3 separate regions of the Mus musculus genome follow, and regions 2 and 3 are each linked to region 1. A link is a loop called in an ENCODE intact Hi-C map of the cell type or tissue named here. Cell type or tissue: heart. All regions are shown on one strand. Each heading gives the region's core, and the rest is flanking DNA. Links, peaks and the distances in the headings are about the cores only. Region 1 holds the start of Birc2 (baculoviral IAP repeat-containing 2). Region 2 holds the start of Yap1 (yes-associated protein 1). Region 3 has its middle 18 kb from the start of AV064505.

What was found. A loop is a pair of places that touch in the nucleus more often than their neighbours do. Peaks named below come from ENCODE experiments on the same cell type or tissue, not always from the same donor. Only the 100,000 strongest peaks of a DNase experiment are listed, where the experiment ranks them.
Region 2: it touches region 1 in a loop (5-fold over the local background); 5 of 42 quality-filtered maps call a loop at or near these places.
Region 3: a loop joins it to region 1, with 2.7 times the contacts of the local background. A loop is called at or near these places in 10 of 42 quality-filtered maps.

The regions. Positions count from the first base shown.
Region 1 is chr9:7,831,097-7,841,483 of GRCm38, forward strand. Birc2 (baculoviral IAP repeat-containing 2) reads right to left here and starts at 5,961. Exons shown (of 8, transcript NM_007465.3): 1 at 5,894-5,961; 2 at 2,409-4,283. The coding sequence starts at 3,382. In heart, for the core only: a CTCF peak has its summit at 2,585; DNase peaks (open chromatin) are centred at 5,495 and 6,015; H3K4me3 peaks cover 2,597 bases; H3K27ac peaks cover 2,286 bases.
Region 2 is chr9:7,999,493-8,009,879 of GRCm38, forward strand. Yap1 (yes-associated protein 1) reads right to left here and starts at 5,104. Exons shown (of 9, transcript NM_001171147.1): 1 at 4,623-5,104; 2 at 1,965-2,215. The coding sequence starts at 4,898. In heart, for the core only: no CTCF peak of the experiment used is centred there; DNase peaks (open chromatin) are centred at 2,089, 4,239, 4,719 and 5,219; H3K4me3 peaks cover 3,680 bases; H3K27ac peaks cover 2,997 bases.
Region 3 is chr9:7,708,261-7,718,647 of GRCm38, forward strand. No RefSeq gene overlaps it. Among named protein-coding and RNA genes, the nearest start is that of AV064505, 18 kb to the left of the region's middle. In heart, for the core only: a CTCF peak has its summit at 5,972 (motif pointing right); no DNase peak of the experiment used is centred there.

The DNA of each region.
Region 1 (10,387 bases), core at 1,534-9,533:
GCTCCTTCTCCACTCTTCCTTCCCAACAGATTATAATCCTTGGCACCTAAAATATTACTTAGAAGGTACCTAAATATTTGATAAATAAGTGAACTGTATATACTAAAATCTAGTGATCATCTGTTACAGTTTGTCTTTATTGAGATCAAAGATAGTTACAGCTAAAACCTGTTCAGAGCTGCACTGACACAAAACATTGGTTCCCTTAGTTAACTATTTAAAACTGTGAGGAATTTTGTTTTACAAAGTATAACAATTTAAATAAAATTTAAAATGTTTTTTTTTATTTTAGATACAACAGTTAAACTTCAAATTATAACATACAAGGCCAATTAAATGATTTCATCATTTAAAACTGACATTTCAATCCAAACTGTAGACATTAGCAACTGTAAGTTTTCCCCAGGGTACCAATGTCTGAGACATTTTAGTCTGAGAATTCTTGGATGCTACAAGGCAGACTGGAGGCAACATGCTTTCCTATATTGTTGTTTTTTTTCCCAACAATGAAGACTAAATTCATACTAGCACAATATTATGGAGAACATGTTGGTTTGTTTTCCAAACACGTTCTTAAAAACCAAACTCCAAGTGATTCTGAAACGACTTGCCAAATTTGTTGCATTAACAGAAGGCTTAAACTCTATGGGCTTTCAAGATAGCTCAGCATGGTCTCTTGTGAGGCTATGCCAGTGCCTGGCAAATACAGAAGTGGATGCTCACAGTCAGCTATTGGATGGAACACAGGGCACCCAATGGAGGAGCTAGAGAAAAGTACCCAAGGAGCTGAAGGGGTCTGCAACCCTATAGGTGGAACAACAGTATGAACTAACCAGTACCCCCTGGAGCTCGTGTCTCTAGCTGCATATGTAACAGAAGATGGCCTAGTCGGCCATCACTGGGAAGAGAGGCCCCTTGGACTTGCAAACTTTATATGCCCCAGGAAAGGGGAACGCCAGGGCCAAGAAGTGGGGGTGAGTGGGTAGGGGAGCAGGGCAGGGGGAGGGGGGTATAGGGGATTTTCTGGATAGCATTTGAAATGTAAATGAAGAAAATATCTAAAAAAAAAAAAAAAAAAAAAAAAGATAGCTCAGCATGTAAAAGTTCCTGCCACAATCCTAATGACCTGCATTCCATCCCCAAACTCACACAGTGGAAGGAGAGCTGTTCTTTGACCTCCACTACTGATTGGTCTGGGGTTCACAATGAGGCCCAAGCTATCGTTGACCTTGGAACACTCCTGCTTCAGCCTCCAAACTGCTAAAATTAAAGAGTAAACCACCACAACTGGCCAAAATTAACACTTTTAAGTAAATTAAGTACATCAGTTTTCAGGACAAAAACAACAACAAAGTCAAAATTTATCTCTTTGTTTTGTTTTTTTGAGACAGTTCTAAGTAACCCAGGGTAGTTTCAAAGTGGTGTCAGAATCCTGAATGTTAACATTACACTGGACCTAACATACAAATTTGATGATTCTTCATGATAATTGTTTTTGAGACAGGGTCTCACTATGCAATCCTAGATGACCTGAACTTGCTCTGTAGACCAGGCTGGTCTCTGTTCACAAAGAATGCATGCTTCTGCTCCCAGCGGTGAGATTAAAGGCAAACTGACATAGGTGCACTACCTGTCCCATCATATAATTTTAAACTACTTATATTTTAACAATGTAAATAGTTACATCAAAATTCCTGTTCATCATGTACCATACAAAAAATGACTAAAAGTTCCTGTAATTCCCTAAGGAGTCCAATGATTCCTCATTATCACAGAAGGCATGCATATGTCCAAGATCTCTTTACTGTATGATTCCACTTACATGTGTTGTGGCTATGGTAACTAAAGTAGATTCAGATATCGTAGGCAGAAGGGTAGGTGCCAGGGGTGTGCTTACAAGTGTATGGGATACAGTTTCAGTCTGGAGATGACTAAAAAACAGTACACATATACTTTATACTACAGAAGATTAAATTTTAGATGGCTAAATTAGTATATTTTATGTGTATTTTAACACAATAAAAACAACTAACACCGTCCATTCATTTTAGAAATGAATCCAAGTTCACATAGCTGATCAGTTTCAAATACAAAATTTCTAATTGTAATACACTAACAATGTGTTCCTAAATTTATTCTAAACAATAAAAATTAAGAGGTAAGGTATATAGGCAAGAAAACTTGTCAACCAGATATGAGGCCCTGGGTTCAATCCTCCATGCCACAATAAACATTTTTAAGAACCAATTATCAAGGCTGGCAGTGGTGGTACAGACCCTTAATCCTAGCACTCAGGAGGAAGAAGCAGGTAGATCTCTGAGTTCAGACTTGTCTACAGAGTGAGTTCCAGGACAGCCAAGGCTACTCCAAGAAACCCAGACTTGAAAACAAACAAAAGAACCAATTACCTTGGAAACCATTTGGCGTGTTCTATCCAGGGGTCATCTCCAGGTTCCCAACATCTCAAGCCACCATCACAACAAAAGCACTTGACATCATCATTGCGATCCACGTAATAGAATCCAGCACTTGCAAGCTGCTCGGGCTGAACAGGAACACTAGGTGGCCAGTACAGAAATGTCCTCAATCGAGCAGAGTGTGTCTGCATACTTAGATTTGATATACTAAACCTCTGTGTTTCTGAAGTATTTTCCAGAAATGGACAGTGGGGAAAATGTCTGCGGTGCTCTGACATAGCATCATCCTTTGGTTCCCAGTTGCTCAGTTTCCCACCACAGGCAAAACAGGCCACCCTGTCTCCAGGCCCTATGTAATAGAAGCCAGCTCTGGCCAGCTCTGCTGGTGACAGAAAACTTAAAGGCCACATACTGTAAGTAAGAAATCTGGCCTCTTCTGTACTCATGGCATAGCTGCAGGGATCCATCCTTGATGAGAAGTCTTCCACTGCTCTAGAATTAAGAGGGCTAGAGCACAGGTTGGAGTGAATGCCACCTCGTTCCAGAGGTGACGAATGTGCAAATCTACTTTTCACAGGAGACATATTCTTAGATGGAGACTGCAGACTGGCTGAAAGCAGAGTCTGTACAAAGCTGCAGCTGGGATAGAACTGTCTGTGCTTTTCAACAGGACTGTCCCCTTGTTTCCAGTTATCCAACATCAGGCCACAGCAGAAGCACTTGACTTTGTCATTCACACCTGTATAATAAAAGCCAGCACGAGCCAGACTCCTCTCTGAGACAGGAACTCCCCTGGGAAAAGCTGAATATGTAGACATTCGGTAGAGTTCACACGAAAAGTCAAACTTCATTTTTTCTTCGCTCTCCTTTGTCCAATTTGACAAGATTGTGCTCTTCTCCATTATACGTTTAAGTTTTTGGTGTAAGGTACCTTGGCCGAGTCTCTGGGAGACAGTTTTGTCCATGAGTAGTAATAGTATTTCTGACCGCTTAAACTTCCAGATGAAGTTTCTCACCACTTGACACTAGATCTCCACCACAGACACCTGACTGGATAGATTCATTGTCTTCTGCTTGGACTGGTGAATTGACACCCTCACAGGACAAATCTGTCTCACTTGCCAAGACACTAGTTAGGACTCTTTGGGGGTCACATGAACTCTTCTGGGTAACCTGAGATCTATTTACCCATAACTAACTTCTTATTACTAGTTATGAAGCCTAGGTACTAGGGCATATATTCAGGCTCTTTTCCCTTATAAGGACTTAAACATGACATCTGAACTACTCCTTTTCCTATGAAATGAAAGGAACTGAGTGAAGTCTGCAGCTGGTTTTCCTTAGAGAAGATGTCATACAGTATTCTCTAAAGTGGGTTACATCAACTGCAGCAGTCAGCTCAGGTCTATTAAGACTACAGTATTCACTGTAAAGGAACTGCGCTTAAAGCACAGACTGTTAACTCCCTCACTGTTAAATCTTCTATATCACCACCTTGACTCTGTATATATCATGTGAATACATCTGGTCAACAGACAGTATTTTGCACATAAACCTAAGACTGCATTTTATAAAGTCCGCCTGTGTTTAAGGCCCTTTCCACTATAAGTCTGTTATAATTAAGAACGAATCAATTCAAGACATGGCTTTCTTTTGTTACCTCAAATAACTAAGAATCTGTTTTAGCAAAGCTTTTCTGTTGCACTAGCCTTCTTTTTGAAAACTTCGTATTTTATATAACTAATCATACACAAGAACACACTGCAAAGCAAACCGCAGCGTCTTATAGAAATGTTCAGATGTCCATGAGTGGGCTGATTTCTAGAAAAACATAAGAGAACATGAAGACTCTTGAGGACTATCAATCTGAAAGAAAAAAAAATATTTTAGAAAACTAATTACACAGAATTGTCATCATCAATTTATTCAGTAATGTCTAAAAATGACACACTCTAGATAACAAATCTTGACTACAGCAGTTCCTCACCCAACCAGTCTACTTAGAAAGGGTCTAAATCAAAACACACCACTGCAAAAGCATTCTCAAAGTACTAGTTATGCTTGTCTTTAAAATGCATAGCTCAGTATAGTTTAAAAATTAAAACTTTGAAAACAATGGACATTTCCATTTGTCAAAAACTGGCCCCCGATTTTCAAGTTTGTTCCTTTTATATATTATTTATTTACTATTAGAAAAAAATGTACTATACTTCATGAACTTTTTTTTTTTTTAAGGGACAGGGTCTTATTCTGTAGACTAGGCTGGCTAGAAAGTCAATATAACCCAAGCTGGTTTTAAAACTTTTTGGAATTCTCTTGCTTCAGCCTTCCAAGTGCTAGGACCACACTACCACCAGGCTCTTTTCGTTTTCTGATTTAAAGATATTTTGATATGCACTTCACTGGAGACAAAAGGCACCATAAATAGTGGAAAGGTAGTCTGTAAGGCTACTGATATAGCTCCATGTTAGAGCACTTGCCTTGCAGGTAAAGAACCCTAAGTTTAATCACAAGAAAAAAATTATATATACTTTTATATTCTATTAAAACATTTAATTGAAATATATAATACAGATATAAGTACATATAAAATATATTTATACACATAAACATATGTTAAGTTATAATACAATATAAAATAAATAATATATACGATATTTTCTATTATATTAAAATATAAATATTTCCTGAGGATTCCCGAGGTATACTTGCAATTTTAATCTCAACACTTGGAAGACAGATGCGGAATGAAACGCTCCTGCCGGACAGAACATTTGAACTAGCCAGGGCTAAATTAGCCAAGATAAAGGCACCGGGAAGAGCTCATAAACGGAATCCGTGAAGGACAACCATTCCCTAACCACCACAGGTAACATCTCAAAACCAAAAAAGTACAAGTGCCGGTAAAGCAGTGGCCTGAACAAAGCTACCACTACCCGTGTGGCCTAACTACACTAGCTGTTACAACGCCAGCAAGCACCCAACCGACACGGCTCTACGCCCACTGCAGGGGGGCGACACGTAGCTTGGAGAGACAAGAATGGAGAACACCTTTCCCAGTTAAACCAAACCTCTCACACGACTACTGGGGACAAGTAGTAACTGATGTGACAACCGTCATCCCCCTGCCGCACAACTTAGTTTAAAGGCATTAAATGCCGCGGGCTTAAAGCTTAAAAACCTGCAGAAAATCTGAAGAGACAGCCGAGGTGCTGCACACCAGTAATCCCAGCACCTAGAACGATTGGAGGCAGGAGGATTGCCGCAAATTCGAGACTAGCCTGGGTTGACTGAAAAAATAAACCGAAAGGAAAAGAAAGCAAAACTGTTATACAAGTCCAAGCCCAAGGACTTAGGCAGGGAGCGGGGGTCGGGCGGCCCTGAGAACTGCCTTCCGGGCCGAAGGAGGAGTCAGCTAGCCCGCCCAGCCGTCGAGAGCCACGCTCGCCCGTCCTGACGAAGGCAGCCGCACTCACCACCGAGTCAGGCCCCCGGCGCCCTGGAAGCAGAGGCGCCTGATTGTTGATCCGCAGCCTTCCCAAAAGCCCCTGCGGCCAGCGGGCCGTTGAGGTGACGTCAGCAGACGCGCACCGCAAGTTGGAACGCGTGGAGGACGGGGTGGGGCTGTGGGCCAGTCGCGCGCGCCTGCGCCTGCGCTCGCGCCTGCGTGCTCGGGCTTTGGAAGCTAAACGTTCGGGCCGCTGGGACTCGGACGAATAAGGCTAGGCTTTCCCGAGCGTCCGTCCTTGCCCCACTGCCTCCGCTGGGCGTTCCGGACTTTGATGCCATGTGTTTTAACCTGCAGTGCACCTTTAATGGCGGCAGCCCTGAGCCGCGCCTCCTAGCTCCCTGTATTTTCCGGCCTCACCCTGCAAGGGTCCTAGACAGGCACTAAGGCAAACGTGGCGTCATAGGTAAGGCGGCTCAGGCTCGTGAGCTGGCCTCGAAACGCCTGAGTAAAGCGGAATGCACGCGTGTGCGTGTACATTAAATATAATTTGGTTTTTTTGTAAGATGGGCTTTAACATTTTTGACAAGTGGGCTCCTCTGGCAGGCCGGCATGGTGGCGCTCACCTCGAATCCTAGAAATTCAAACCCAGTTGGGGCGAGGAGGTAGTTATGCATTTTTAAATTATTATTTTTTTTAAAAAGTGCTCTTGCAGGCGACCCAAATTAAGCGCATCAGGCCATAAATTTAAAAAGTAAGGAAAAGGCTGCGGACTAGTTTGGAGGAAGGCATTGAAGGGTTAACAGTATAATGGGAGAGAGTATGATTAAAGCGCACTATATATCTGTGATGAGATTGTAGAAGAATACGTTTAAAACTGGAAAAATAACCCTGACTTCATTGTTCACTAGCAGTCTGTCTCCCCACCCCCCACCCTCTGCTGCCTTTCCCGTACCGAAAGTGCTGCAAAATCATTAGCATTCAGGGTAGGACTTTCTGATGTCCCCACCCCCACCCCCGCGGCCCTGTTTGGCTTGGATGATTTGTTATGGTTAGTTTTGCAGTTTTTTTATTTGTTTGTTTAAGAAAGGATTTTATTGTAGGGCCCAGACTAGCCGAGGATTTAGCATCCTACCTCAGCCTCCAGTGTGCTGATTAGAAATGTAGGCTACTACCAGTGAGGTTTCTACAGTTTAATTTACTTTAGACTTGAAGGTCTTAACGAATGAATCAGATCTTCTCTCCGGGGGAATTCCATGTTAAATGGGCAAATATTTTAAAAACTTAGAAGTAAAACAGACCGCTAAATTAGGCTGCCAGGGGAATTCCGGGACCCTGAACCGTTTCCCATTTTCTTTCCCGTCATTTCTGCTGCAAGTCGGTCAGTCACAGAACAGGCAGTCTTCTGGTCTAAATGCTGATAATAAAAAGAAAGTATTCATGACAGTTTCTGATACACAGAAAAGACGTGCCAAGGTTCCCAGTGACTAAACTTCCAATGGTACACATGTGCCAATGCCTTGTTCAAGTCACTACTTCTTGGAAAGTTACACAAAACATTCCTAATATGTGTGGGAATCTAGCAGGGCCTGTGCACATTGAATTCAAGAATATGTCTCTCTCAGTTCTTGTCCTGACCTACTTCAGTATTTAGGAAATTTTCAATGCCCAAAACTCAGACGTTTTAGAACTTATTACTTCTTTTATAATATATAATCTTGGAGTCCAGTTGTTTATTTTGTTGACCATTAATTCAACTAAGACTTTCCCTATTGCCCATGTAGAGTTTGGTAATTTTGAAAAATATATTTTATTATTATATAATACACATATATACATATACTGATGTGGTTATCATGACATCTTTCATTTTATATACAAAAAAGTATACAGTTCAGAGTGGAGAGATGGCTCAGTGGTTAAGAGCACTGACTGCTCTTGCAGAGGTTCTGAGTTCAATTCCCAGCAACCACATGGGGCTCACAACCATCTGCAATGGGGTCTGATGCACTCCTCTGGGGTGTCTGGAGAGAGTAATGGTGTACTCATATACATAAAATAAATAATTTTTTTAAAAAAAGTATACAGTTAAAGACACTTTTGAAGAAAAATATGATTGAAAAGACTTCTACAACATAAATTGTATAATAAAACCAGGGGCTGGAGAGATAGTAATTAGAGCACTGGCTGCTCTTACACAAGACCCTTGTTCAGTTCCTAAAATCCACATCCTAGTTCACATCTGTAACTAGAGTTCCAAAGGATTTGACACCCTCTTCTGACCTCCATGGGCACTGCATGAAAGTTAATGCGGTGCCCAATCCCATTCAAGCAAAACGCACATCCAATAACATATATAAATGAATAAAAAGCGTAAGTCTGCACATTCTTGTTCATATGCCTTTCTCTGTTTGCTAAATCTCAGAGTCCGCTCAGAATTAGCACACAGAGACACAAATTTAGTAGTATTGGTGATACACAGCATAGGTTCAGCATAATATTATACTATAACTTAAATATTTGACTTAAAATTCAATGAAGTGGCAGGGATAGTGGCTTAGGTAAGAGGATTTGTTTCAAGATCAAGGCCGGTCTGGGGAGGAGGTGGACTGTGTACAGTGAGAGAGAGAAAAGAAATAGGGAGAATTCGAGAGGCCAAAATGTCTGGATTGCATTCCCCCTCTGGGGAGAAGGGCAGCCCAGCCCCTGGGTTGGAAAATTCAGTGTTAGGAGCAGGTTATGCTGGATAAGGACTAAGGGATGCTGGGAGAACCTGAAGGCCAGGTCTGCTGTGATATGTAAAATGTGCACCTCAGTCCTTTGTCCCAGGTCTGAAACCAAACATTAATTTGTCCAACAATCACTTGTTTTGTTTCATCTTGTTTGGGTGGCATTTGGGATGGACCAAGGGTTTTCTGCATGCTAGGGAAGCATCCTATAACTAAGCATCCTATAACTAAGCATTCTATGACTAAGCATTCTATGACTAACTAAACATTCTATGACTAAGCATCCTATAACTAAGCATCCTATAACTGAGCACTCTATAACTAAGCATTCTATAACTAAGCATCCTATAACTAAGCATTCTATGACTAAGCATTCTATGACTAACTAAACATTCTATAACTAAGCATCCTATAACTAAGCATCCTATAACTAAGCATTCTATGACTAAGCATTCTATGACTAACTAAACATTCTATAACTAAGCATCCTATAACTAAGCATCCTATAACTAAGCATTCTATGACTAAGCATTCTATGACTAACTAAACATTCTATGACTAAGCATCCTATAACTAAGCATCCTATAACTGAGCACTCTATAACTAAGCATTCTATAACTAAGCATCCTATAACTAAGCATTCTATGACTAAGCATTCTATGACTAACTAAACATCCTATAACTAAGCATCCTATAACTAAGCATCCTATAACTAAGCATCCTATAACTAAGCCACATCCACAGTCCCTTTAGCTTAACTTTTTAATTTTTTATTTCGTGGGGTATAGGTGTATGTACATGCCACGTGGAAATCAAAAAACTTACAGGAGGAGTCAGCTCTCTTCTGCTATCTGTGTTCAGTTGCTTACACTTGTGGCCAATGCCTTTACCCACTGAACCATCTTACAGGCCCAACAGAGAGTATTTCAGTGAAGTTTTAAACAGATTGTTCTATTCTGAATGAGAATAAGTATTTCCTATGCACCAACTGTATAAGTAATATTTTGTATGTTTTAAGAATAATTAAGCAAATATAAGGCTGGATGTCATGGTACACATGTGTAATCCCACTAGCTGAGAGATTGGTACAGGATGTCTTTGAGTTTTAGACTAACCTGGACCCTGTAGCAAGTTCCAGACAAATCTAGGTGATGAATCTGTCTCAAAATTTTAAAAAAAAATTAAAATTATGTAAAACAGGGCTGGAGAGATGGCTCAGCATGTAAGAGCACTGATTGTTCTTCCAGAGGTCCTGAGTTCAATTCCCAGCAATTGTGAGACCCTGACTTAAAGCGTTTCTCCCTGAAAGGTAAAGCCCTTAAACGTTCCCCCAAGCTTGTTTTCCCTGATCTCTAAAAATACAGCCAGAAAGAAGCTCTTTGTTCTTTATAGCCAGCAAAAAGCCTTTTTGTTTCTATACCTTACAACGAGAGATGCGATAATTGTAAAAAGACCTAGCCAGGCTCTTGCCTGGCTCCCTGTGCCAAGGACACGGAGATAAACTCCACAAAGAAGAGCTACAACTCACTCCCCACTCCTCGTGCCTTGTAATTTTACCAAGGACACCCACCAGAGAAGAGCTGTAGCCAAACTCCTCCCAACTCCTCCCAATTCCTCACTTTTTCTGTAAGACTCCCGAAGCTGGGCCTCCACTCAAGTTCCGGGATGGGCTGGCCTGTACTCCAATGACCCGAGAGAAAACCACACCTGATGCAAACTGCAAGAGTATTTATTATCAGCTAGCTGAGGATGAACTCATTTTGCTGTGCAGGGCAGGGGAGTTTGACCCCAAG
Region 2 (10,387 bases), core at 1,682-9,681, 170 kb after region 1:
ACAGTGTACTTACATATAATAAATAATAAATCTTTTAAAAAAATGCAGATGTCAACAAACAAGCAATTTTAAGAAAACACAAACGAGTAAAACCAGCATAAACGCTCTTTAGCTAAACGCTCACAGCCGCAGCCACAACTGAAGGCCTGCAGGCTATTAAGCTGTTTAAAACCTCCCCAGGTCAGCATGGGACCCAGCAGGGAGGAGTTCAGCAAGCCTTTCTTTTTCTCCCTAACAACCTGGTTTGTTTCCCCTCCCTTCCCCTTCAGGACTATCTCTCACAGCCAGCCTCTCTTCCAAGTCATTTACTTCGGAGGCTGTTTAAAGCAGGACCGGTCTGGCTCCTGTGGGTCCCTGTGGATGAGTTTACCAGGCTCGTGTGTACTTCCCAGTCTCTGGCCCTTTATTGTTCTCCTTGAAACCTGATCCTTTGACATGGGTACCAGCACATCAGGAAAGGTTTTTAAAAAAGACAAAGTTACAGGGTGCAAAATAGCAACAACAACAAAACAAACAAACAAACAAACAAACAAACAAGGGTGGAGGTGGGGTCCCTTTCCAAAATCAAGATCAAATCTCTTCCAGTCCCCCTGATATCTATCCTGAGTCTGTATCCTTACATTATAAAGTAGTAATAAGCAAAGTGGGGCATCTTGTACAAGCCTTTAAGCTCAGCACTTGGGAGGCAGAGGCAGGACAATCTGAGTTTGAGACTAACCTGGTCTACAGAGCAAGTTCCAGAGAAACCCTGCCTGGAAAACCAAAATTAAACACAAAGTATCAGCAACTCACTCAAGATAATCAACTGAAAATAGAGATCCAGTCAGGGGTGGGAGAGGCTGGAGGGAGGGGTGTCACACACGAAACAAGGTTGTCACTGGGGTCCGATCCAATAACCGCTACATTTCCCATGGATAGTCAGACAAATCTGAATCAAATGAGCGCTGTTCGTCACTGCATTATCTCAACCCAGTTAACCAATTCTAATAACAATACAATAATCTTCAGTCTGTAACAACCAGTCAGGGATACTTTGTACACTCTTAATTTAAATAAGCTCTAGAAAATTAGTTTTACTTCCAATGTCAAAAGTAGAGGGGATAAAATTTAATTTTGTCCTTTTCAGATGAATGTAATTTTGCATTTTGTTGTGGAGTGGGAGTGGGCCTTAGTAACGAGGAAGTTTTGCTTACATTTTCCCAGAGCAGACACTGCTTTTGAAGGCAAAGTGTGTCACCTCATGATTGGAGGCCAAACCTGACAACTAATGTTTTCTTCACATTTTGAGGGGAAAATCTGTTAAATGACATCAAAAATATTGCTAAAGTATTTGTTGTTTCACAATTTAAGGACTGTAACGTCATCTCTTCCCTAAGTCCCTATATTCCCTTCTCTACCAATCATTTATGCTGAAAGAATGCACAAGGTCCTGGTTTAAAGCCCCCCCCCCACCACCACCACCACACACACACACACACACACACACACACAGAAACAGATGGACACAAACATGGGGGGCACACAAAAGAGATAATAGAACACATGTCTATGCCAGGTTTGGTGGTTTGTTTTGTTTTGTTTTGTGCCAGGCTAATTAGCAAATCTGGTACAAATTCAAAATGAAATTATCTCATTTTGCCACAAAAGTCTGCAAAAAGGCTCTGAACTAAGAATAAATCAGGCTTTCAAGATATGACCAACCCTAAAGAGAGAGAGTGAGAGAGACAGAGTGTGCATATGTGTGTGTGTGTATGTGTGTGTGTGTGTGTATAGAGAGAGACACACACAGAGCGAGTGAGCTGGGGTGCAGCTCAATGATAAAGTATGCTGGTTTACCATTTATAAGGCTGAGTTCCATGTTTAGCAACAGCAAAGTAATAAATAATTGAATACTGTTTTGAAAAAGACAATAAATGAATAAAGCCACTCCCACACTGCCTCTTCCCAGCGCTGTCTTCACTTACTTTAAGAAGTATCTTTGACCAGAAGATGTCTTGGCCATCTCCCAGCCTGCTGGCAGTGGTACATCATCAGGGATCTCAAAGGAGGACTGCCGGAGATGCTGAGCTGCAGGGGCAGCGGCAGGGCCAGAGACAACGCCACTGGCTGTGAGTGTCCCAGGAGAAACGGCACCCAGCTGCAGGGAGGCTGGAGAGGAGTGAGCTCGAACATGCTGTGGAGTCAGAGCTCCCGCAGTACCTGCATCAGTACTGGCCTATCAGGAATAGCAAAATGAAAATTAACAATAGAGACAACAGCACCTACCCCTAACTTCCAAACAGTATGTCACGGCAACCAAATATCTAAGTATCAAATGTAAACTTTAATGTTTAATTTCTTACACAACAGGAACACACCAGACCAAATAGACCATTACAAAAATTTAATAGGCATTATAAATGTTATTTTACTGATGAACAGTCCATCTGGATGAATGTCTACCTCCTAGACAGTGTGAAAACAACAAATACTAGGCATAATAACTTTATTTAGTGGTAAAGAATAATGCTCATCCTACATAACTCAAAATAATCAGTACTTTTCTAAGCAGTGTGGTTACTTTTCCAGGTTCTAGAACAAAACCTGGGGAACGACTGGGCACTTTTTTCTTTGTTGTAAATGTCTAATGTTCCCCCATCTTTCACTTTTTTGACTGTAAACAAATGTGATAAGTCAGCCATTATAAATTATACAACATTTAATAAATTCAAACTCTCAGAACTGCACCAATGCTAAAAGCTCCTCAATGAAGAGAATAATAGGCTAGCCCTTTTTGTGCCTAGAGAAAGACTTTTTCAATTCAATTATAATTTGTGGATTCACACACTTATAATAGCTGGGTGAGGGACAAAAGAAAAATCTGCAAAGACCCCAATGATTCAAATTTGGGTCCAATCAGACCAGTGTTAAGACAGGGGTCAGGAATAAACTTGTGTGTAAATGAGCTTTTCCAAGCGAGAGGATATAGGGCTAGAAGACTTCTCAGGCAGGGGCCTGTGGATGATTATTTACTAACTCTGATACATACCATTCACAGTCCAATCCTTTTATTGGAATTAGGGTTTCTCAAAACGTTTTTCTAGATTTATGTTGATAAGGAAACTGAAAAGACCCAGCAGTCATTTAAAGCCCCATAGGAAAACCCCGTTTTTGAGTTTCCAGATAGATTGAATTTTAGGAAACCATTAGCGCACAGAAAAGGTAAATTTATTGACGAACAGCTCTCTTAAAACGCTTAGAGAGAATGCAAATGTACCCACGAACGGCCCAGTGGAAGCCAGTATTACAAGTACACTTTCCCGGGTTCATTCCTTCTGACTTCTAAGTGCTACAAAATGGAGCGTTCAATCTGTGTATTCCTTCAAAGTTGCCCCAGCGGTTTCTCGATTGCATGTCACATACGTTTAGTTCAGCGAGTACAGAAACTCACTTGTGGGGGAGGGAGCAAATAGTATCTAGGTCTACTGTTGTTACAAATTAAGAGTTTATTTAGCCGAGCAGCTAGATAACTTTTCCTTCCTTCTTAAGAGGCTTTTTGTAGGGAGGTTAATCGAGATTTTCGAAGCTTCAAAAACCCCGTTCTACAACAAGCCTGCCTAGGAGGGGGGGCTGGAGTGGGGGCGGCAACTCTTCTTTCCACTCAAGTTACAGCCCGAGTGGGCTAACGACATGGCAGTGTTTGGAAAACCAATTAAGTTTTGGGCAAAGTTCCTGTGCTGCTTTAGCCTAAAGCAAGTTCTTTAAAAATTAAGTAATTAAAAGCGGGGGGAGCGACACTAAAGAAATCTACCAGGACCTATCGGAATGTTAATACTTTGAAACGGTTTCACTTCTGTGCTGGATCCAGTTGGGAAAATAACCAGGCGTCGTGGATACGGATAAGCAGCCATGTTCACATCCGCAGTCAGTTAAAGAGCAATGGCGAGCTTGGAATTAGTCATTGCTTCCCAAACATTACCTTTAATCACAGTTGAGCCGGGCAGAACTCGGCCTATGAGTCAACCTGCAACGCGCTATCAAAGGCCGGCGCAGAAACCTCTGCACCGTGAGCGCAGCCGAGCTCCTGCGCAACACACAGACGTGGCTCATTTAAAAGCTTTCGGGCCGAACAGTAAATAATAGGTTACGATTTAGGAAAAGGACACGTGAGCCCACCGAGTGTGAAAGGATCCCGCCCGCGCGAGTTCCAGGGCACGGCGGAGGCGAGTGGGGGGTCGAGGGAGCTTCGCTCGGGCTGGGGAGCCCGAACCCTGCATCCGGAGAGCGCCTGGGCCGCGAGAACAGAAAAGCTTTCGGGAGAGGGAGGGGGAGGGGACCGGGAGAAGGAACCAGAAACTCAATGGACCAGTTCAACCCCCACCCCTCACCGGCACGCGAAAACAAGAGGGCAGTTAACACAGCTCCACCGGAGACTGCAGTGGCGCGGGAAGGGGAGATCGGGTACCCCCGGCTGGGGTCCCGCACAAGACGCCGGCCCCCTCCCCCTCCTCCCCTCCCCCTCGTCAGAGCGAAGGTGCGGAGCGGAGGCGCGCGCATTGTGCACCCCCCCTGCGGCCAACTCCGCGAAAACAACCCCCAGCACCGCACCCCCACGCGGCCCCGCGCCCCCGGGATACCCTTACCTGTCGCGAGTGGGACTTGGGCTCAGGCGGCTTGAAGAAGGAGTCGGGCAGCTTGCGAAGCCGCATGGGCACGGTCTGAGGCACGTTGGCCGTCTTGGGGTTCATGACGGCATTGAAGAGCGCCTCCAAGTCGGTCTCCGAGTCCCCGCGGACGTGCACGACCTGGTGGCCGGCCGGGGGTGCGGGCGGGGCCGCGGGGGTCCCGGCCGGAGACACGGACGGCGGCGCGGGGCCTTGCGGGGCCGGCTGGGGCGGCGGCTGTTGCGCGGGCTCCATGGCTGCGGCCTCGTTCGACGCTCGGGGCACTGCGCTCAGGTTCGGGGGGCTGCGACGCGCGCCCGCATCGCCCTGCACTCCTTGCCCGAGGCCGCCTCCCCTCTCCTCCCCTCCCCTCCGCGAGCTCCTTCCTTCCTCCCTTTCTTTGCCCCCGGCCGCGGCGGCGTCCCAACTGAGACAGAAACTTTGGCTCCAGACGCCCAAACTAAAAAGTTGCGAGGAGCGCCCGCCCGCGCGCCTCGCGGGCTCCGCCTCCTCGACGCTCTTCCTTCCTCTGCGCGCCCGCCCGCACCGAATCCGCGGCCCGCGGCCCCCGGGGAAACTTTCCCTGCGCGTCGCTACATTCCTGCAGACTCCCGGCCGCACGTGACCCGGGGGCGACCGCGCTGCGTGCGCACCCACCGGCCGGCCCCGAGCCGCTCGGCTGCGGGCGCAGATCCTGCCGGACCCGCGCGCAACGCCAAGGCCGCGAGGAATCGGGACAACCGGCTTGGTAGGGTGGATGCAAAGGCCACACTGTTCACCCGCACTAAGGTTAATCCGGTCCGCGTTTTAACATTGATTCCATTTACCACCAAGTTTGAAGAAGAAACAACAAAACACTTGAGGGCGGGTGCAAATGATTTCAAAGTGAAGCTTGGAAACCAGGAGTTGCACTGGGAGTACCTTACAAAAGGAAACAGTATTACTTTTTAAATTTTGTTTTAAACAGGCTTTACTCTGTAGTCAAGGATATCCTCCAACTCTTTGTGCCACAGCTTCCACAGACAGCTAGGATTCCAAGCCAGGGCCTCTGCTAGCCCGGTTTTTGTAGGTTCATAGGTTCGTCCTTTTTCTTTTCTTTTTTCTTTTTTTTCTTTTCTTTCTTCCTTCCTTCCGCTCCCCCTTTCTCCCTCTCCTTCCTTTTTCTTCCTTTTTGTGTTTCTAATTATGTACAAGTGAGCACAGGTGAAGGTCAGAGGACCATTTGTGGGATCTGTTTTCTTCTTGGTTGTGGGTCCCAGAAATCGAGCTCAGGTACCCTGAACCATCCATCTCATGTTGACTACCCTATTTTGCTGTTTTGAGTCAGGTTCCTATGTAGCTAAGGCTTTCCTCCAATTCACTACATAACTGAGGCTAGCTTAAAATTTCTGCTCCCCCTACCTCAGCCTATAAAGGGCTCAAATAACAAATGTGGGGCACCTTGCTCAGCAAACTTTTTTTTTTTTTAAGTGAAAAGTCAATTTTTTAACACCAAAACTTGACATTTCTTTGGGAACTTCAACTCAAAACATAAGTCACTGTTTAACCTCATGGAGCATTGTGGGTTTTCCTCTTGTGTTTAGTACAAGGGTAAACAATGCAGGGTAGACTAAGAAATGAACCTCAATGGAGATTACCTTAGCCCCTGATTCTCTGTGTGTCAGTCTTTTATCTATCAGGAGCCTATCTGGAATCACTCCAAAAATGATAAAAATCTGTTCGTGTTTTTTAAGTTAATTATTTTGTATTGGGTGTTTTGCCTGAGTTTATGTCTTTGCCTTGGTTCCACAGAGGTCCAAAAGATGGTATTAGATTCCATGGAATTGGAGTACAACTGGTTGTGAACAGCCACGTGGGTACAGGGATTCGAACCTGAGCCTTCTTAGGAACCAGTACTTTTAGTGACCGGCCCTCTCCTCAGCCCCTTGTTGAAGTCATGAGCTACAAAACAAGAACTGGTTTTAATGAGGTATAACTGACATAACTATATAGTCTTCCACTTAAGCAGTTTGGTGCTTTTTGAGTGTATTCCCAGAGTTGTGCAACACTGACTTTAAACACACAAATTTCTTCTCCAGAAATCTGGTTTCTTGTTCTAATGATTTTGTCTGCAGTGTGAGTGAAACGGGTATAAATAGGATTAAGCAAAGAAAGGACCCTTGAGCAAAAAGATAATCTCTTCCTCTAGTTAAGACACGCCCGGAAGAATTCTGAGCAGCAGTCTATCGCTTTGTGTGGTAGAGTAGGGTGAGCTAGCTTCAGACAGGTAAGATTTGAATCAACTATTTAGGAGCCTCAGTTTCCTGTCCTAGAGAGGAAGAAGGGTAAATGTCTCCCTAAGACTGATTCCAGGATTGGTTCACACCAAGTGCCACAAGACCACACTCTTGTGGGCTCTGGAGTTTAGAGTTCAGGTCCCAGTTACCCACACAGGAGCTGTGTGATAGTGAGCAAGCTACTTCCTGCTCTTTCATTTTGTAATTACATCCACCTCATGTCTCTTATGTCGTTGAGACATTAAATGAGTCAATGGATATAAAGTACTTGGCCCAGTTTGTGGCACAAGGCGAGGTCTTAGTAGTTGTCAGCTATTATCAATGCCCTGTGTTTACAGATTACTTCACTGGTAGTGGCCTAGCCTGTTGGGCCACAACCGTTTTAGAACCTTGACAGCACTCCCTCCTTCTCAAACCCAGCGGTTAATCCACAAACAAAACATTTGGGCAAAATATCTGCAGTAGAAAGTTGAAATGGCAGGCAGTGCTGGTGCATGCCTTTAGTCCTTACACTCAGGAGACCAAGGCAGGCAGATCTCTGTGTGGACTTGGGGATGGGGTGAACTGAAGACAGATTTGGTGCTGCATTCCTTTAATCCAGAACTAGAGAGGTAGAGGCAGCTTCCAGGTCAGGCTGCTCTACATGGTGGATTTCAGGCCAGCTAGGGCTACACAGACTCTGTTAAAAAAAAAAAAAAAAAAGAACTAAAATTCTACCTACAGGTGGAAGGCAGGTAGGAGAATTGCCACAACTTCTAGGCTGGGGTGAGCTACATCGGATACTGTCTCAAGTGGGCATGGTGGGAACCAGCAGGTCAAAAGTTTAAGGCCAGTCTCATTTTAAATGCAAATGTGGCTATATGAGATCCTGTCTCGAAATAGCAAAACTTACACCTGAAAGGAAACAAAAGTGACTAACCACAGGTTGCAATGAAAGCTGTCCCCTAACTACAGCTCTACTAGATTGGGCACTGTCAATTAATGGGCTTGTGTGCTTTGGTCAATATTGTTTCACCAGCCTTTAAATTGAGAACACACTTGCTATGATAACTGGATCAAGACTCTCCCTTACCATTTGTCTTAGTCAGGGTTTCCATTGCTGTGGAGAGACACCATGACCAAAACAACTCTCTCTCTTTTTTTTTTTTTTTTTTTGGTTTTTTCCAGACAGGGTTCTCTGTGTAGTCCTGGCTGTCCTGGTCCTGGACCAAGGCTGGCCTTGAACTGAGAAATCCACCTCTGTCTCCCAAGTGCTGGGATTAGAGGCGTGTGCCACCACGCCCGGCTAGAGGAGGGTCTTAAAGCCTACTTCCACCGTGACACTCTTCCTCTAAGGCCACATCTACTCCAACAGGGTCACAGCTCCTAATAGTGCCTCTCCCTGGGCCAAGGATATACAAACCACCACACCATTGTTTCTCATATTTCAGTCAGAAGTTAGTAAGAGATGAGGACAAATGGACATTCAGTCTTTTGTCCCTTGCCTGATTCCCCCCCCCCCCTTTTTTGAGTTATTTTAAACCCCCTTGAGGCTGAAAGGTAGCTTTTCTTTGTATGTGATTTCCTAAGATAAGATCTCAAGCTCTAGTCCAGAATGGTCTTGAACTCACAATCTCCCTGCCTCAGCCTCCTGTTTGCTAAGTTTAAAAGCATGTACTACCATGCCCCACTTGGGAGGTATCTTCATACATAGACCCTCCATTGGGGGCTGGAGGCATGATGCAGGAGGGGTTAAATGCACTGGCTACTCTTCAGGGGCCTGGGGGTTGATTCCTAGCATCTATCTACATAGCAGCTCACAACTCCTGTAACCAAGCATTTGGTACTTGGTTATAGAGGCTAGATACTACCATCCCACAAGTAGGACTGCACTTTGCATGAAGTCATTCACTGTAGAACTTTAAATTCTGTCCCATCATCAGATGGCACTATCTATGGCTCATTATGAATTTGTCTTGTAAGAACATTCTCTAACTGCCTAGTGACTGGCACACTATTTCATGTATGGATTTATCATGCGTTAAAGGCATTAAACTGTAAATATTTAGGAGCCAAGCTCATGAGGGTAATCCCAGTATTTGGGAGGCTGAAGGAGGAGGATTTCAGCAAGTGCAAGGTCAGCCTGTGCTACCTAATTAATTCTAGGCTAGCCTGGCTACAGAATGAGACTCCATTTCAAACAAATAAACAATGATAAAATAAACAGCCAAGAATGGTAGTGCCTGTCTGTAATTCTCACATGGGAGATTGACTCAGAAGGATGGCCACAAGTTAGAGGCCAGCCTGAGAAATGAATTCCAGGAGATCTGGGTTACATAGGGATATTCTGGATTAAAAAAAAAAAAATCAAAAGTAGCCAGGCAGTGGTGGAGCACTTCTTAATCTCAGCAATAGGGAGGTAGGAAGAGGCAAGCTGATCTCTGAGTTCAAAGCCAGCTTGGTCTACAGAGTGAGTACCAGGACAGCCAGAGCTACACAGAGAAACCCTGCCTTGAATTAAAAAAAAAAAAAAAAGTAACTATTTGGTTTGGTAATGCTTTCTTAGTGTGATGGCATGCCTAAATACACCAAGAAGGAAGAGGAGGAAGAGGAGGAAGAGGAGGAAGAGGAGGAGGAGAAGAAGGAGAAGGAGAAGGAGAAGGAGAAGGAGAAGAAGAAGAAGAAGAAGAAGAAGAAGAAGAAGAAGAAGAAGAAGAAGGCTGATACCCCAGATTGTGGGGCAAATGAAAGGATACCCACAATTAGGTGGATTGGTGCCCCCACATCAATGATGTTTAACCATATATCCTGGTATCTGTAGGTAGCTACTTCTCACACCCTTCTTTATTTATTACACACTTATTCTTTACTTTTTTTCCCCTCTAAAAGTGGCTTCATGAGCATCTGCACTGAGACCCAAGGCTGCCCTTTGTCAGTCTCCCTTGAACCTGCAGAACCTCCTGCAGCCAGGGTTTGCCATGCCACAGCTGGTGCTGGGAAAGCTAGCCTAGAGGTGCTAGGTTTATGCTCCTCACCTTTGCTCGTTCCCCTGCCAGCTGAGCATTTTACTCCCAATCCCCCTAGAGCTCCAGCAGCACACCTTCCCACCCACATCCCTCTGGCTCACCATGTTAAGGCTAGCACAATTCATCCATTTGTTCAAGCAGAGAACTTAATCACCTCCATCAACAACCTTCAACACTTCCTAAAGTTTTTTTTTTTTTTTTGGTTTTTCGAGACAGGGTTTCTCTGTGTAGCCCTGGCTGTCCTGGAACTCACTTTGTAGACCAGGCTGGCCTCGAACTCAGAAATCTGCCTGCTTCTGCCTCCTGAGTGCTGGGATTAAAGGCGGGTTAACTTTCTGTTGAAGCTCTGAAAATCTGCCAGTCAACTCCAAATGCCCGTGTACTGGCTGGTTTTGTGTTAACTTAACACAAGCTGGAGTTATCACAGAGAAAGGAATCTCCCTTGAGGAAATGCCTCCATGAG
Region 3 (10,387 bases), core at 1,248-9,247, 120 kb before region 1:
AAATAAAGATCTGCCTTCTGTTTTAATTGTGCCGAGAGGTAGATCACATGACAGCTACCGTGTTAACTCTAAGTGTACAGATGAATACTACTAGGTATATTTACATTGTAAATTTAAAACATATATTTTTTAAGACAAAGTTTCTGTATCTCAGGCTGGCCAAGACCTCAGTATGTAGCCAAAAATTACTTTTAACTTCTGCTTCTCCTCCAACCTCCTCCCCAGCAACGTACTAGTGTATGCACCATGCCTAGTTCATACAGTGCTGGTGCTAGTACCCAGAGCCTTTTGCATGCTATGCAGATGTCCTGCTAACTGAGCCACATCACCAACAGAAGCAAGCTTCCTGGCTTCAGCATTGTGGGTATTTTTCTAAAGATTTAAATATGTTTATTTAATGTGGATGGGTGGTTTCCCTGCATGTACGTAAGTGCACCACACACATGCAGTGCCCCAGAGGTCAGAAAAGGACATCAGATTCCGTAAAACTGAACTGAAGTCATAGACAGTTATGATCCCCCATGTGGGTGCTAAAAACTGAACCCTCGTCTTCTGCGAGAGCCACCTTAACTCTGAGCCACCTCTCCAGCTCTGCTGTTGGCAGTTTTGACTATGTGTTGGGGTTTGTTTAGCAGTAACCTCTGACCTCTGGCTGATACATGTCGCTAGAACATCCTCAGTTATGGCAGTCAGAAATGCTCTGACACTGCCAAATGTTCCCTAAAGGGAGAAATAGCCTCCCGTGTAAGAACCACTGATTCTTAAATCACTAAAAGAAACCACTAAAAAACACTACAGAAAATCGATCCCTACTCTCCTGTATTTTGTGTCCCTGGCACTTTTCTTTTCATCCAGGATTATCTAGCTAGTTTTATGACAACTTGACATAGACTAGATTGTCTGGAAAAGGGGAACCTCAAATGAGAAAATGCCTCCATGAGATCAGGCTGCAGGAAAGCTTGTAGAGCATTTTGTGGATCAGTGGTTGATAGGGTGAGGGCCCAGCCCAATGAGGTGGTCCTGGGTTCTATAACCAAGCTGGCTGAAGAGCAACACAGTTAAGCAGAACCCTCCATGGCCTCGGCATCAGGTTCCTGTCCTGTTTGAGTTCCTGTACCCACTGCTTTCGATGATGAACTGTTGTATGGAATGGCAAGTTCTCCTCCAAAAGAGGCCAGCCAGAAAATTTGTCTTAAAAAATATATATATGTTTTAAATTTACAATATAAATATACCTAGTAGTATTCATCTGTACACTTAGAGTTAACATGGTAGCTGTCATGTGATCTGCTTCTCGGCACAATTAAAACAGAAGGCAGATCTTTATTTACTAAGGGATGTTCATGTATAAGTGACCGTTATGACATTTTTCCTGGAGTAAGCTTCTCTGTGCTCAGTCAGGGGATAACTTCCTGGTTAAGATTGAAATCAGGGACAAAACTCTCTACTTTTGGTCATGGTGTTTGAGTATAGCAATAGTAACCCTGAGACAGGGTCCCCTACCAGTCTCTAATACTATGACTTCTCAAGGGAAAGGAAAACCAATATAGAATTAATGTAACATTGGTCATTTTGAGAACTCAGTTGAGAAACATGTATTTTAGGGAATAAAGTAACCTGTATTCCAATGCTAAGATATTGTGTTTGTATTGTTTCATAAGACCTGTTTTTTTGTAATTGTGTGTGTATGTATATGTATGTATGTATGTATGTATATGTGTGTGGTGTATGTTTGTATATATGTATGTGTGTGGTAAACATGTGGTATATGTGTGTGTGGTTTGTGTATGTGTGTGTCTTAGTCAGGGTTTCTATTCCTGCACAAACATCATGACCAAGAAGCAAGTTGGGGAGGAAAGGGTTTATTCAGCTTACACTTCCACATTGCTGTTCATCACTAAAGTATGTCAGGACTAGAACTCAAGCAGGTCAGGAAGCAGGAGCTGATGCAGAGGCCATGGAGGGGTGTTCTTTACTGGCTTGCTTCCCCTGGCTTGCTCAGTCTGCTCTCTTATAGAACCAAGACTACCAGCCCAGAGATGACACCACCCACAAGGGGACCTCCCCCCTTGATCACTAATTGAGAAAATGCCTTACAGCTGGATCTTGTGGAGACATTTTCCCAACTGAAACTCCTTTCTCTGTGATAACTCCAGCTGTGTCAAGTTGACACAAAACTAGCCAGTACAATTGACCCCTTGTCAACTTGACACACAAACACATCACTAGTAAGCCTCAGCCCTTAGTTTCTTATTCATTCCCAAGATCTAAACAACTTTAAAAGTCCCACAGTCTTTACATATTAAAAGTTCAATCCTTTTAAAACATCCAATATCTTTTAAAATCCAAAGTCTTTTTACAATTAAGTCCCTTAATTGTGGGATCCAATAAAATATTTTCTTCCTTCAAGAGGGAAAAATATCAAGACACAGTCACAATCAAAAGCAAAAATTAAACTCCAACTGTCTAATGTCTGGGATCCAACTCACAATCTTCTGGGCTCCTCCAAGGGCTTGGGTCACTTCTCCAGCCCTGTCCTTTGTAGCACATAGCTTTTCCTCTAGGCTCCAGATGCCTGTACTCCACTGCTGCTGCCGTTCTTAGTGGTCATCTCATGGTACTGGCATCTCCAAAACACTGCATGACCCCTTCAGTCCCGGGTCATCAATTGCAACTGAGACTGCACCTTCACCAATGGCCTTCCATGGCCTCTCACAGTGCCGAGCCTCAGCTGCTCTGCATGACCCCTTCATAACTTCAAAACCAGTACCACCTGGGTGACTCTTACACATTACCAAGTCCTGCTGCTGCACAAGGTACAACTTTGGCTATGTCTGAAACATAGCCTCTTTGTACTCTCAGAAAACACTTCCCAGAAGATGTCACCTCAATGATCTTGGTCTCTTCTTAATCACCGCCAATTTCTTAGCTCCAGGTAACCAACATCAATAGTCCCAGTAATGCAAAGTTTTCGCTTTAGTAGTTCTGGTACCTTGTTAATCACAGCTGATTCTTCAGCACCAGCATCCACCTGCCTCTGCCTCCCAAGTGCTGGGATTAAAGGCGTGCACCACCACTGCCCTGCCCAGTGTGTGTGTCTTTCATTTGCAAATCTAGAGAGCTCTTGGATGGGTGCAGCGTGGGAGCAAAAGTGGTTTAACTGATTCACCGCTACACTTGACACAGTGAACTCCCATTGTCTTAAAAGTCAGTTCTCTAGAAGAGCCAATTGCCTATCAGCCTTTTATGGGCAAAGAGAAGTAACACACTTTTGTGTCACCAACACTTTCTTCTCAAGTCTGTTTTCTCTGAGAAGTACTCCTGACTTTTAGCTGACATTGGTGGCCAAGTGTGTCCTACCCTACTACCAACTATAGTCACTTGAAAAAAGAGCAGACGCCTGACCCAGGCATCACCAGCCTCATGTTCATCTGGAGAATATAAATTTTTGCTCATTTATTCAATAAGTATTATTTTACATGCTCCAGACACTGTTTAAGCCTTCAGAGTATGATTCCAAACAAAGAAATCTCAGAGCACATAAACCAGAAAAATGTACCACAGTGAAATGACATCCTTAGGGATTGGGAACTCTGCAGTGAGTTTTGTTGGTGGTGAACTTGTACTGGGACAGTCCATGAGGTTTGGCTGTCAGTGATTTTTGGACATCATAGAATATGTCAGTGTCTCTCCAATAAATTCCCTTTTGCCTATTCCAGAACTGAAAAACCATAATTTCTCCTGTAAAAGAAAAGTCCACATTGGGCAGGGTGCTCTGGAGCAACAAAACCAATAGGGGCGGGTATTTCCGCATACTTGGGAGCCTCTGATGCTCCCTGTCTCTGCTGTCCCTGTCCAATGCTGAAGGCTTAACAGATTCCTGGAGTCATTGCTGTGTAGTCTAAGTTGGAAGACCAAAGAAACTGGAGTCTCCTGTCAGGCAAGGATGGCAGGGGTGGACACACTCACTCAGGAAGTGGCGGAGAAGGTGGATCAGCACATAAGCTCTTTCCTTGGAACTCTTTGCATCTGAGCTACCCATTGGAAGATGCTGCCACTTTGAGGGTGGGTCTTCTCCACTTAGTTAAACTTCTCTAGAAATGGCTTCACAAATGTTTCCAGAGCAGTGTCTCCTAGGTGACCCGACATGGCCCCTTCAGGTTTGTCACTGCCATTTGTGCCTCCTCATTAGCTTCATGTACCACTATTGCCTTTCAGAAAAGTAGAGCCCACAGATATGTGACAAGGACCAGATCAAGTGACTGAGTGAGGCACAGAGAGTCCATTGCTCCTTCTGTGCCCAGCGTGACACTAAGCACAGCTGCCCTGCTGGTGCTGTTATTAATGCATAAGTAACATATATTAACAGAAAAAAAAACAATTATGCGGAAACTTCTGTTTAAATACTGCTCACATCCTACCGTCTAAGGAAACCCTAGAATTCCTCAATTTTTCCTTCAATTTGGGCCACCCCTTTTTTTGTTTTACTTTATTGTATTATGTTACTTTTTTAAAAGATTTGTTTATTTATATGAGTACACTGCAGCTGTCTTCAGGCACACACCAGAAGAGAGCATCAGATCCCATTACAGATGCTGTGAGCCACCGCGTGGTTGTGGGATTTGAACTCAGAACCTCTGGCAGAGCAGTCAGCGCTCCTAACTGCTGAGCCTTCTCACCACGCCTTATGTTACTTTTTGAGATAAGGTCTTACTATGTATTCTAGACTGATCTCAAATTCATTAGGTAATCCATGCTGGCCCAAAACTCATAATCTTCCTGCCTCCGTGCTAAAGTTTCAGATTTGCACACTCAAGCTTTGCTTACTCTTTTTCCCCCAGTGCCAGGTTGACCCAAGGACCCGAAGCATGCTAGGCAAGCACGTTACCACTGAGCTACATCGCCAGTGCCTATCCTTTGTGATAATTTCTTCATTTTATAAAGTAGAACAAGTGATCCTTCCCTTTTCAAAATTTGATGACCAATTAATCATAAAATGTGGTTGGTGGGTGTAAGAACGTGGCACCAAGACACACACACACAAATAAAAAGTAATGCAAATTTTGAAGAGATTTGGGGGAAAACACCTCTGAAGAGGGGGAAACAGTAAGTAGAGAGAATCCTGGGGAATCAAACTCAGGCCACCAGTCTTGGTGGCAAGCATCTTTATCCCTGTGCCATCCAGCTAGCCCTCCCCCAAGATCCATTGCATGTGTAATCCTATCTTGGTGTCCTCTTTAGAAGACCAGCTGACACCAGGATTGTCCAGTTTTCTATTCTTGTATGAAAATGACCCTCAAGCATGAGTCCCACCCAAGAACAACCATGTATTAGTTCCCAAGATTCTGAGACTTAGGGGCTCCTGTGTGACCCAGCTGTAGAGTGACGTAGATGGGTTTGGAAGATTTGCAAACCTCACTTATGTATCTGTTGTGCAAGAATTGAGACTACAAAGCTGGGTGCAGCTGGGACTATCAACCCAACCATAGTGTCTCTGGCATGCAGGCCTTTTGTTTTTCTTCTTAATATGTTTGAATGTTTTCCCTGAATGTACTTATATGCACTATGTGTGTATCTGGTATCCATGGAGATAGAGAGCATCAGATCACATGAAACTGAAGTTAGAGATGGTTATGAGCCAGCATGTAAGTGCTAGGAATTGAACAAAGGTGCTCTAACCCCTGGACCATCTCTCCCAGCATCCAGGACTTAATCTGAATATCTCTTCAGATGTGCCTTTGCCTTCATACAGCACCATTCCTGCCATACTCTGATGTAAAAGAAGCAAAAGACACATTCAGAATATAAATAAATACATACATACATACATACATACATACATGCATGCATGCATGCATACATACATGCATACATACATACATGCATACATACATACATACATACATAAAGGTGGTCAACCAATTAGTTTGAAGCCAGAAGAGCCAAAAAATTCAGAGTGATACTCTAAATAGCCACACGGGGTCACCCTTCCACTTATGAAAACACCTGCCATTTAAACCAATTCTAACCAAAAGCATACTAACTACAACAAACATGCCAGACAGACCCCACCTGGTGCCTCCTAGTTTCTACCCTCATTTGTCATAGTAGCCCAACTCTCAATGACCAAAAAGGACAGGGATTTGGTACTGATGAGACGTTCTAATGAGTCAGTCCCCAAACTACAGCCCTTGTGAAGGGAGGTAGAGCAATTTTGTTGTTGGCACATTTTTTTATTTTTCTACAAATGCAGAAGGTGTCATGAGAAGTGACCCCCGACCACATATTTGCTGATCATTTGAAGCCTGTGAAAGAGCAACTCTTCTATTTCCTAGTGAGCATAAGGACAAAGGAGACAGGCCCTCTGGCCCACTTCCTCCTAAGGGTCAGCTGTGGTCTGCTGCTGCCTTCTGAAGCTTTCATCGGTGAGGAAAAAACAAGGAATTATTGACTGCTGTTGTGTAGGACTATTCTCCCAGAGAAACTGCCAGTATCTTCAGGAGTCCAGGTGAGCCTCTTACAGGGCAACCATCACAGCTGTGCTGACTGCTGACAGTGCCCTTGTAGAAGGAGGAGATGGAAAGTGCCATGGGACCCTTACCTGTTCACCCCTCCCTACTAGTTGTGTGCACATGGCCCCAGTGTGGAGGAGGAATAGTATACAGGAAAGGAAGCTCTGGGTAGAGGACTCCCTCTGCCTCAACATGGGGTGTCATCCTCCATGCTGGAGAGAGACAGTCCACCAGAGCTGTGTAGGCCACCAGAGCTCCTACCTGCACCGCTCTCATGGGTCTGTAGGGTTCCCCAAATGAACTTTAGTGGACTCACACGCCAGCCTATTGGTCCTCAGGAAGGGGGGGGGGGGGGTGGGATATTGTTTACATCTCCCACAGGAAAAGAATTTTAGGAACAGCTGTGACTGTAACTTGATGGTAAAGTATTTGCCTATAATATGAGGTCATGGGTTTGATTCCCAGTATAAAAGGGAGTCGGTGGGGGGTAATAATAAAGGCCAGTGAGTTATGTGTTAAAGAAACAGTGCAGCTAGAAGTGCAAGTCCTAAGGTTGATTCTCCCACAGAGAATGCGAGTCTTGTTTGATTGTTTTTGTTTGTTCATAGAGGGTCTCACTGTATATCCTTGGCTGACCTGGAACTGACTCTGTAGGTCAAGTTAGCCTTAAACTCACAGAGATCTGCCTACCTCTGCCTGTTGGAATTAAAGATGTGAACCAGCACACCTGGTTTACAGTAGTCTTATAAATCTGGAGTGTCCTTTGCCAAGTCATCTGCACAAGAATTATTCAGTTTAGGCCTGGTGATGAAAAAAGACTCACCATCCCAGGCATTGATGGTGGCAAGAGACAAGTTTGGAGTGTGGAATGTCTGATGTGTATTGAAGCAGTGTCTTGTATAGCCCAGGCTGGCCTCAAACTCATTGTGAAACAAGGACCTTGAATCCCTCTTTCTCAACTTCCTGGGTTCTGTTATCACCATACATGGTTGACAAGGTACTGGAGATGCAACATGCTAGACAAAAATTTCACCAACATACCCAATTCTCTCAGTTCAAATTTCTTGATAGCAAAACACAGTAACATCTTTTAACCTAAGGAAGAAGTGAAATTTCTTAGAAAATATACCATTTCTTAGTAAATGTTCACAGAATCAGAGAGAAGGTCAGAAACGCAGGTTTAGAATATGAACTATTGTTGTGGGATTCTTGTGTGGGCAACACTGCCCAATAGGGAATCCCCATTTACAGCCTACTAGATCCAGAGTCCCAAAAAGAATTTTATGTCTGTGTTAAGATCACATATGAATGAGGAACATGTGTAAAAAGTGCGTGCCTGAGTGTCAGCCTGAGAATTCTCATGAGAAGCCTAATGTAGAGGAGCATGTCTGTAACCCAGCCCTTCCATGGCAAGACATGAAGGGTAGACAGGAGGAATGTTAGTCAAGTATGGAAAGGCATCCTCTGATTTCTGCATGCATGTCCACACTAACATATATACACACCGAATAAATCGTGTTTTAAAAGAGATCACATTTGTCTTCCCCCCTTACCCTTTGGGGACAGCTAAAGCTGCAGGTAACATTAAACCTTAATATAACCATGTTTTCACACACACACACACTCACACACACACTCTCTCACACACACACACACTCACACACACACACACACACACACACACTCTCACACACACACACACTCACACACACACACACTCTCTCACACACACACACTCACACACACACACTCACACACACACACACACTCTCACACACACACACACTCACAAACACTCACACACACTCACACACACACACTCACACACACACACACTCACTCACACACTCACACACACACACACACTCACACTCACACTCACACACAGCCACAGTACCATTAAGTCTGAAAGCTAGCCTCAGTAAGATAGTAACAGACTGAGGGTATGACTGCATAGACAAACTGGCTTCCAGAGTGTTTGAAGTCCTATATTTGATCCTCAGAACCATTTTTTAAAAATGAAGAAGTTAGGGTTAAAGAGATAGATAGCTTGACAGTTAAGAGCACATATAGCTTTTGCAAAGAGGCAAGTTGGATTCTGAACACCCACATCAGAGGCTTACAATTGCCTAAAACTCCACTCCAAGGAGATCTGACTCTTATGGAATCCACAGATTTACACACACACACACACACACACACACAGAGAGAGAGAGAGAGAGAGAGAGAGAGAGAGAGAGAGATGCATTATTAAAATTATTTTTTAAAGTGCAGTAATTCCTAAATTAGAAAGATTGTAACAAAATGTTGTAATAAGTCATTGAACTTAGACATTCTTTCTTTCCAGAATTTACCGTTGATATTTTTAGGACACATTTAGCTACAACAAAGTGAAAACTCAAAGAGCAGGTTTTATCCATTATCTTATCTTTCAGAGAATCGGGAGCATTCAGGCGCTCTCCCACATCGGCAGAGGGAGGCAAAGCACACTACCTTCTACCAAGACTTGCTGAATGTAAGATTTGTTCAGACCTTCCCCGTATTAAATTTGGAGGGAGGTCCAGAGAGATGGCTCAGCAAGTAAAGGTGCTTGTCACCAAGCCCAACAACCTGAGTCCCATTCCTGCAACTGAAGGAGAAAACCAACTCCCAAAAGTTCTTCTCTGACCTCTGTACATGTACCTGGTACAGGGCTAGAAGAGGACATAGTGAAATCTGGACTGGGTGGGATCATCAGTCAGCGCCCCCGCCCCTCCCCCAGCATCAGATACTGTTGCCCACCTGACAGGGATGGAAAACAGTGGAGTCCAGGACTGGCAGGATCCCAGCCAGTCCAGGTGGGAGCGAGTGCAGGGAGCTGGGAGGCCTTCTCAGACAATCTTAGAGTTCCAGCAAAGGCCTTCTCTTTAATGAAGCAGCTCCCTGAGACGATCTTAGCTTGTTCTGATTTCTTTATGCCAGGTGGGTTTGAACACTTATATTCTATTCAGGGTGAACCAAGCGTGATATAGCTTTGGGGGAGGGCATGAAAATATCTAGAGAGGAAAAAGGTCATTCATTGGCTCAAGGCTAAGGCTACTGAGATGCGTCATTTGCATGGGGAAGAATTCCAGGTGCTGTGCTATGTAACTGACTACTTGTGACCAATTGGTTGGGGGTCCCCAGGTTATGTGCTACAAGGTCGAAGCAGAATCAGAGAAGGACCTAGTTCTACTCCTGAGGTCAGGGTTTGAACTTGCTTTGCCTCTCCAGTTTCATGGCAGTTTCTCTTATAGCATGGTCCACGTGTTCCATATTGTATATGGTTCCAATGTGGCCAGTAGGACACAACTAGCTAGCACACTCCATTATATTCTAATTTTTCACTAACTTAAATGTGAAAAAATAAATAAACATAGCACTTTATATTTTTTTTCTTTCATTTCTTTAAACAACATTGGAAATTTTCTGAAGTAGAATTAGCCTCTGGAACTCTAAGGAATTAACTATGCTTGGTCATGATATATTACAATCTCTCTTTTTAAAAAAAATTTATTGGTTATTTTATTTATTTACATTTCAAATGTTATCCCCCTCCTGGTTCCCCTTCAAAAACCCCCTATCCCACCCCCACTGCTTCTATAAGGGTGCTCACCCACCCACCCATTCACTCCAGCCTCACCTCCCTAGTATACCCATACACTGGGGCATCAAGTCTTCACAGGACCAAGGGCGAACCCTCCCATTGAAGCCAAATAAGGCAATCCTCTGCTACATATCCAGCTGTAGCCATGGGTCCTTCCATGTGTACTCTTTGGTTGGTGGTTTAGTCCCTGAGAACTCTGGAGGTTCTGCTTGGTTGATATTGTCGTTCTTCCTATGGAGTTGCAAACCCT